Linked DNA regions of Homo sapiens: region 2 is linked to region 1. Evidence: read pairs that join two places in POLR2A ChIA-PET (ENCODE). Cell type or tissue: endothelial cell of umbilical vein. All regions are shown on one strand. Each heading gives the region's core, and the rest is flanking DNA. Links, peaks and the distances in the headings are about the cores only. Region 1 overlaps HS3ST2 (heparan sulfate-glucosamine 3-sulfotransferase 2). Region 2 overlaps SCNN1B (sodium channel epithelial 1 subunit beta).

The links. ChIA-PET counts read pairs that join two places held together with the same protein. Peaks named below come from ENCODE experiments on the same cell type or tissue, not always from the same donor. Only the 100,000 strongest peaks of a DNase experiment are listed, where the experiment ranks them.
Region 2: POLR2A ChIA-PET joins it to region 1 with 5 read pairs; 2 of 35 experiments call an interaction of 5 or more read pairs at or near these places.

Annotation. Positions count from the first base shown.
Region 1 is chr16:22,896,860-22,901,249 of GRCh38, reverse strand. The region is part of intron 1 of HS3ST2 (heparan sulfate-glucosamine 3-sulfotransferase 2); the gene reads right to left. Among named protein-coding and RNA genes, the nearest start is that of HS3ST2, 85 kb to the right of the region's middle. In endothelial cell of umbilical vein, for the core only: a CTCF peak has its summit at 2,257 (motif pointing left); a DNase peak (open chromatin) is centred at 2,139.
Region 2 is chr16:23,380,516-23,384,898 of GRCh38, reverse strand. It overlaps SCNN1B (sodium channel epithelial 1 subunit beta), which reads right to left. Exons shown (of 13, transcript NM_000336.3): 13 at 3,605-4,383. The coding sequence ends at 4,098. Among named protein-coding and RNA genes, the nearest start is that of COG7, 70 kb to the left of the region's middle. RefSeq lists an enhancer at 4,340-4,383. In endothelial cell of umbilical vein, for the core only: no CTCF peak of the experiment used is centred there; no DNase peak of the experiment used is centred there.

The DNA of each region.
Region 1 (4,390 bases), core at 241-4,240:
GGGTGAAAAATTGCGGATGACTTGAATTCAGAAAGCCTGGATTGGAGTCCCAGCTTTTCCTTTTCCTGGCCATGTGACTTTCGTGTTAGTTTCTTCACCTGCAATGTGTGGATCATGGTAATGCCAACTTCACTTGGCTGTTGTGAGGTCAAAGCTGCGAGAGTCCCGTATAAAGTGTAATGCACCGTGACCATCTATTAGCAGGTTCCTCTTTCTCTACTTGATTTCCCCCTTTAGTTCAAGCCTTTTTCATTTTCAAAAAAACCAGCTATCTATCCCTTCACCTGCTCCTGCGACAGTCCTGTATATCTCCTTTTCTTCCCAGCCAGAGTTCTTGGAATAAAGCTGCATGGCTTCATTTCCTCACCTCACATTCATCCTCCTCTTGCTCCATCTCCTCCCACCCCATCGTCTTCTGAAGCGGTACTCTCCGAACACAACCCTAAATGCCAACTCCATCTCGAATCTTGGTCATGTTTCACTTTTCTGTGGCCTCTGAAGCACTTGCCCACTCCCTGCTTGTTGAAACTTGTTTTTCTTCCTTTGGGAACACATTCTTTCTTCCTCCCCGCCCCTGCCCCCCACTGACCATTCTTTCTCCATACACACTTCAGTTATTTCTCCTCAACTTACCACTTCTCATGTCTCAGTTAATGGCCCCACCATTCACCAGTTGTCCAAGCAACACCCATGTCTAATCTATAACCAAATTCAATTGGTGACCTCTCACTCACTCCCTTCTGACGTCTGTCCCAGCCAGCTCAGGACCCACCACAGCTCTCTTCACTCATGATCAGAACTGTGGGGAGCAGCCCAGTGCCTGTCTCTAGCTAGGCTCTACTTTCTAGCTTCCAGCCTGAGTCAGCTTGCTCTCGTGAGATGTTCCCCAGTGACATTAGCATCCAGGAAACAAAATGGCACATGGGGACAGTGATGGTACCAAGTGGAGGCCAAAGGGATCTTTATCCCCCTCTAGTCTCCATTAGTCAATCAGAGTGAATGCATGCCACGAAACAGCATGCATGGCAACTCCCAGACAAGCTTTCTATCCTTCCTCTGATGGGGCCACTCCTACCCCTTCCCCCATATAGAAATTTTGGAGCCACCACCTCCAGAGAGAATGACAGATCATCCCTGAGTACCTGCAGGAGACCCTCAAAAAGGGCCAGGGACCTGTGCAAGAAGCTTCCTGAGGCAACACTGGGTGCCAGGAGCACCTGAGTGCCCTCTCTCTATACTCAGCAGGGCAGAGCACTGCTGGAGAACACCTGAAATCAAAGGCTGGTTCCACTCCAGATATCTGATTGCCAACACAAAGGGGGCTGATATGGTTTGGCTGTGTCCCCACCCAAATATCAAATTGTAGCTCCCGTAATTCCTATGTGTCATGGGAGGGACCTGGTGGGAGGTAATTAAATCATGAGGGTGGGTTTTTCCCATGCTGTTCTCATGGTAGTGAATAAGTCTCATGAGACATGATGGTTTTATAAAGGGGAATTCCCCTGCACATGCTCTCTCTCTTGCCTGTTGCCATGTAAGACGTGTTTTTGCTCTTCCTTCACCTTTCGCCATGATTCTGAGGCCTCCTCAGCCACGCTGAACTGTGAGTCTATTAAACCTCTTTCCTTTACAGATTACCCAGTCTTGGGTATGTCTTTATTAGTAGCATGAGAACAGACTAATTCAGGGGCCTTTAGCACACAGCACAATTCCACCATGTGTCTCTGGACAACTGGCTTTCTAGCTCTGCATGACTATTTCAGACCGTTCCCTTTCTCTGCAAATGACCAAACCCTGCCCTTTCTTGCCACTCTTAGTAGGTGACCTTGCATCCCATTCCACAGAGAATATAGAAACCATTAGAATGTAGTGCTCTCAATATCCTGCTACTAAGCACATAACGTTTTCTATTCTGCCCAGCACTAGGCTGAGTATGGAGCCGGTCAACCCAGCCGTTTCCTGACGCCAGCTTCCCTGCTCTGAAACCTCCTCCACCTCCCAGTTTCCTGCCTGAATTGTCCACGGAGTCCCCACCCTCCACCATCTGCACCCTCATCCTTTCCCACCAGATCTGAATGTTTCCCAGGCAAACTCCTCAGCCAACAACTGCATGAGTCAGTGAGTTTATTTTGTTTGTTAACACCAAGCTTTACAACTTCACACTTCAGTCTCCCGGGGGTATTAATGGTTTTGCAGGGATGAGTTCCGCAAGCCTGCCCCACTTCTTGCAGCATAGCAGCGCCCCCTAGTGGGTAGTTGGAGGTGATCCAATTGCAGTGGTTGGAGCCAACACCTGTTGCCTCCTTGGAGGAAATTAACCAATGATAGGAATGCTTTCCATCTGACTCCCGAATGTTGTTGTCGTACCAGGATACATTAAGCTCCATGATTGCAAGGGGTGAGCAGGAGTTGGTTTTCTCATCATAGAGGGAGCAAGGGCCATGCACTGGGAAGTCAGCTGCCTACATATAATTCATGTCTCAGATGTGCCTAAAACCACATGGGTAGTTGTTGGGTCACTAATACTCCTGCAGGTTCAAAGCCTGCCTAAACTATACACATGTGAGTTCTTTTCTAGGCTTTGGTATAGAATGGTCCAGCTCTGCATGTCAGTTCTGGAAGGCATTTGCAAAACCCAGCAAGATGAACTAGCAGACACTCTTGAATCCCCCAGTCCTTTCCCTTTCTGTCTCTAGGGCTGTGCTGTTCTTTCTGCCTGGATCACTTTACCCTGGCTCTTCCTGTGGCTCAATCCTTCTCATGCTCAGGTCTCAGTTAGAATATCACCACTTTCAAATGTCAGTCTCTGAAGTGGCTTATTTCCTCATCACTCTAAGCACCATCTGTAATTATCTTGCCTCTCTGTTTATCTATTGCCTTTCCCCTCAGGTTAGACTGTGGACCCCATCAGGAAGGCACAGTGTCACTCTCTGAAGTGGTTTATTTGGCTTATTTCCTCATCATTCTAAGCACAACCTGTAATTATCTTGCATATCTGTTTATTGCCTTCCCCCTAGTTAGTCTGTGAACCCCATCAGGAAGGCACAGTGTCTTGCTTGCTGGCTGTGGTATCTTCAGTCCTTGTCACTGTGCCATGCCATCATAGGCAGGCAAAAGAGAATGAATCATACCCACCAAATATTGTGCTTGTTAAATGAATAAGATGGGAAGGAATCAAAGCCTAAATCAAGAAGACGTGAGCTCCTGGAGGAAATGCAGTAGCCCGAGATCTTTAGAAAGAATTTCCCAAAGTGTGTTTACTTATCGTCTTTGTGGCTCACAAGTGATTCACGGATGAAATTTACATTTTTTACAGTTACATTTTTACATGCCTTGTGGTAGGCATAGCTATATGAGCTTTTACATGTATTATCTCATATAAATACCACAGAATATCATCAAGGAGCTATTACTATTAACTTTATAGCCTTATTTTAACCTTATTATAATTTGAGGGAATTAGGCAGAGAAGTAACCCGCCCAAAGACCCAAGGTACTGAATAGCGAAGCTAAGATACAAATTCAAGTGTTTTGACTCTAGTACCTGTCCCCGTAAACTCCAGGCTACGAGTCTCATTAAAGTTAGGCAAGGCAAAGATGCTTATTTTAATGTATTTTAGAAAATTGGAACCAGGTCATCACTTTTACTTAACCAACTTCATCGTTTAGGATGAAGCTTAAACACATAGTGAAGGTAGAAAATGTAAATTGATCTAAACACAAATATTAAGAAAATAATAGTCTAAGTCCTTGAATATGGTAAAAAGTTGGTCCTTCAATTACTAAAGTTTGGGAGCCTCTGACTCAAAACAATATTGGTGCAGCCAAAGGGAATCCAAACCAGAGTAATATGGGCATGTACTTACTCAGCAAATATTTGCTGAGCACCCACTCTTCACCAGCCATCTTGCTAAGTGCTGAAGTCACGGCTATAAATAACATAGATGTAGTACTTGCTGCCCTCATGGGGCCTCTGGTTTGGTGGAGGAGATAATGGGCAAAATAAAAAAAAATAATTACAACTTGTGATAAAGGAAAAGAAAGAGAATAAGTGTAATGAGGAAATTAAGTGATCAGAGAAAACCTGGGGGACATTTGAGCAGAAGGACAAGAGTTGAGCATAGGCTTAGGCAAAAAGACAAGGCTAGCGTGGTGGCACACGCCTGTAATCCCAGAACTTTGGGAGGGCTAGGTGACTGGATTGCTTGAGCTCAGGAGTTTGAGACCAGCCTGGGCAACATGGTGAAACCGTGTCCCTACAAAAAAATACAAAAATTAGCCAGGCATGGTGGTATATACCTGTAGTCTCAGCTACTTGATGGGGCTGAGGTGGGAGGATCACTTGAGCCCAGGAAGTCAAGGCTGCAGTGAGCTGAGATTGCGCCGTTGC
Region 2 (4,383 bases), core at 384-4,383, 480 kb before region 1:
AAGTCACCTCACCTCTTCGCGCCTCATTTCCTAATCTGAAAACTGGGAGTCAAAATGGTACCTAACTCACAGGGTTATTTGAAGAGCCGCTGAAATACAGTGGTGGTGGCCACATGTACACAATGTTAATTTCTTTCTTTTTTTTTTTTTTTTTTTGGAGACAGAGTCTCGCTCTGTGTCCCAGGCTGGAGTGTAGTGGTGTGATCTCGGCTCACTGCAACCTCTGCCTCCTGGGTTCAAGCAATTCTCCTGCTTCAGCCTCCCAAGTAGCTGGGATTACAGGCATGCGCCACCATGTCTGGCTAATTTTTGTATTTTAGTAGAGATGGGGTTTCACCATGTTGGCCAGACTGATCTCGAACTCCTGACCTCAAGTGATTCGCCCACCTCGGCCTCTGAAAGTGCTGGGATTACAGGCATGAGCCACCGTGCCCAGCCCACAATGTTAATTTCATAGTCTTCTGGCATCTGTAACCCTCCTTTCCTTTTGGGGTAGAGTTGGGAATTACAGAATGCTGTTTTTGGGCAATTTGGGCTCTGCAGGCCTAAGTTTCCAGCCGTGAAAAAGGGATCTCAGAGTAGGAGCGGGACAGCATTTCTCTTCGCTAGATCCAGAGGGCAGGGGAATGAATGACTTGGAGCCTGCTTTTAGCAATGAGGCCATTGCACCACAGCCTGGCCCTCATGGCCCCTTGAGAGCAGGGATGGCAAGCTGATGCTCACCCTCAGCCTGGTCCTGACCTCACAATCTACAGGCAGCTCCAAAATGTCTCTGAACAGGACCTCTTACAGGTGTCTGTAAAGGGCCGCCCTCCATAGATTCACTCAGGGCCGGCCAGGCAGCATCTTCATCCATTCCCTGTTGCCATGACCTGTTCAGGATGATCGTGGGCCCTGGGTGGGTCCAAACAAGCCTCATTCTTGGGGCTATTGCTGGGAAAATGTTCAGGAAGAGCTTTCTTCCCCCTGGGATTGCTGTGCTGAGGGGACAGGGCTGCAATTGCAGGTGTAAAGAGATATTCAGAAAGAACAGCACGTGGAGGAAACCTTTCTAAGAAGGACAGCAACACAGAATCACCAGATAGGGCCAGGCGTGGTGGCTCACACGTGTAATCTCAGCACTTTGGGAGGCCGAGGCTGGTGGATCGCTTGAGCCAAGAGTTCAAGACCAGCCTGGGCTACATGGGAAGACACCCTCTCTCCAAAAAATACAAAAATTAGCTGGACGTGGTGGTGCATGCCTGTAGTCCCAGCTACTGAGGGAGGCTGAGGTGGGAGGATTGCTTGAGCCCAGGAGGTCCAGACTGCAGTGAGCCGTGATTGTGCCACTGCACCGCAGCCTGGGCAACAGAGTGAGACCCTGTCTCAAAACAAGAAAAAAAGAAACCTTAGGCCGGGCATGGTGGCTCACGCCTGTAATCCTAGCACTTTGGGAGGCCGAGGTGGGTGGATCACCTGGGGTCAGGAGTTCGAGACCAGCCTGGCCAACATAGTGACATCCCATCTCTATCAAAATATAAAAATTAGCCAGATGTGGTGGTGGGCGGCTGTAATCTCAGCTACTTGGGAAGCTGAGGCAGGAGAATCGCTTGAACCCAGGACGGGGAGGTTGCAGTGAGCCGAGATAGCGCCATTGCATGCCAGCCTGGGCAATGAGCAAAACTCCATCTCAAAAAAAAAGAAAAAAGAAACCCCAGACCTAGGCGAGCCCCTGCATACAGCCATGCCTGAAACCCTTTTACTACAAGAGCTAATGAATTCCCTTTGTAGCTTAAGCCTGTTCAAATTGACATGTAACTGAAGAGCTGTCACGCGGGCTAGATAATAATGCCCCATAGCTTCAAATAAGATAATAAATATGAAAGCTCTGGGCTCCCGTAAGGGACTGGTATTGTTATGACCATTGGCACCCAGAGGGTGAGGCTGGGGTCTCAGCTTTGTCACTTAAAAACCTCGAGTACCTTACTTCACCTCTTAAGCCTCAGTGTTCTTACCTGTGCAATGGGATGCTATTATACTATTTCTCAGTGGTTATGAGAATGAAATAAAATTTAAAAAGTTACTGGCATAGTGCCTGGCATATGATAAGTACTTGATCCAATGTAGTCCTTGTTTAATAACAACAAATGGTAACAGTGATTGTGGCCACAACTACTACTGCTAGTAATAAAAGCGGTAATCACAGTAGTAAGTAATCACAGCGGTAATCACACAGTAAGTAGTAAGGGTGGTAACCACCAAGAGTTGTGGGCCCAGCCTGCGAGCTAGCCAGGCCCCAAGCTGGGAAACCCGGTTTCCTACTCAGCCCTCCCTACTCAGCCCCTAGCAACGTTGCCTTTGACTGAAGTGGCACCGACTCTGTGGCACCTCCTTCTTCCACAGGTGCCATCCTGAGCACTTGATGGGAGGCCAGCTTGTTTACCTTCCAGACCAAGGGACACAGGTGACCTAGGCCAGGAAGGCTGGGCCCTCAGAGGCTCAGGCTCTAAGCCAGCCTCTCCTTCATCACCAGGGGCCCGGTAGGTGACAGCAGGGTGCTGCAGTGCTGTGTGTGCACCTGCCAGACCGTACTCTGGTGACAGCTCCCTGATCTCTCTTTGGGTACCTTAAGCTTTTGGGGGACGGTATTTAGCAATTAAAAATACAGAATGAAAAAAATTAAAATTAAATTTTAATTAAAAAAAATTAGCCAGGCATGGTAGTGCACACCTGTAATTCCAGCTGCTTGGGAGGCTGAAGTGGGAGGATGGCTTGAGCCCAGGAGTTTGAGGCTACGGTGAGCTATGATCATGCCATTGCACTCCCACCTGGGCAACACAGTGACACCCCATCTCTATAAAAATATATATGTATAAAATGCTCAAAAAAAACAACAAATGATTTATTTGTATGTGTCTCTAGTATTGCATGGATGTACATATACTAAAAAAATCAGTTTTTCGGCTGGGGTCGGTGACTCATGCCTGTAATCCCACCACTTTGAGAGGCTGAGGCAGGTGGATCGCCTGAGGCCAGGAGCTTGAGACCAGCCCGGCCAACATGGTGAAACCCCGTCTCTATTAAAAATATGAAAATTAGCTGGGCGTGGTGGCATGCACCTGTAATTCCAGCTACTCGCGAGGCCAAGGCATGAGAATCACTTGAACCCAGGAGGCAGAGGTTACAGTGAGCCAAGATCGTGCCACTGCACTCCAGCCTGGGCAATGACAGTGAGACTCCATCTCAAAAAAAAAAAAAATCAGTTTGTCTATCTGAAATTCAAATTCAACCAAGCAGCCTGATTGTTATCTGGCAACCGTGGGTACTGTGCCCCCACCGCCCTTGGACCATGTGATTCTCCTGGGGGCCAAACTGGCTTCAGGTCTGGGCAGATGAATTCAGGTGTGACCAGTCAGAGCAGCTTATCTAACTGGCCACACTGACTGGGTCAGAGATGGGTACACAACCCAGGCAGGGATCAGTGAGTGTCAGCCTGGGAGCTGGCAGTGGAAGGAGGGGCTTGAGAGCCTTTCCCTTAAACCAGTTTGGGTCTCAAGCCACTATGGATGCCCTTCCGCCATCAGGGCACCTCGGCTGCCCAGTCAAACAAACAACACAGCTGGACTCAGTATTTTCTACTTTTATTTTCTAGAGTAAATCAGGTGCCACTTGGCAGGGTCCCTACACCTGATGCCCTTCCATCTCTCCACCACCCCTGCCCCAGAGGCCAGCCAAGGCCAGGAAGGAGAAAACCACATGGCCCACCCGCCTGTTCCTCTCTGGGGTGGATGGAGACTGGCACTGGGAGGGAAGTGGCCTGCCACCAGGAGAGGGTGTTCCGAGGGGTCTTCAGGACCAGGATCAGGACAGGTAGGGACGAGGGTAGGAACCAGGTGAAGATACAATTTATTCCTGCATCCTGTACCAGCACCGTGATTCTACAGAGCCCTTGGCCAGTAACGGACCAGTTGCCGCTGGCCTCTCTGTTGAAGGACACAAGCTCTGGCCTGGAGAGCTACCCTCCCGACCCTTTGGAGAGGGCACCATACAGTGAGGCCTCGGGCAACAGTCTTGGCTGCTCAGTGAGTTTCAGCCGCCCGGGGTGGGCAGGGGCAGGGTTAGATGGCATCACCCTCACTGTCAGACTCGATGACGTCCAGCGGCTGCAGACGCAGGGAGTCATAGTTGGGGGGCGGGGTGCCTGGGATGGGCAGGGCCTGCTCACTGGGGTAGGGCCCAGTGTTGGGGCTGCGGGGGGCCGTGTCAGGCTGGAAGCCAAAGTTGGTGTGGGCCTCCACCAGCTCGGCCACGGTGGGCGGTGGGCCAGCGTAGCTGGCTTGGGCTCGCCGCTGCCGTAGGCTCTTGGCCAAGGCCACCAGCTTGATGATGGTGATCCACACAAAG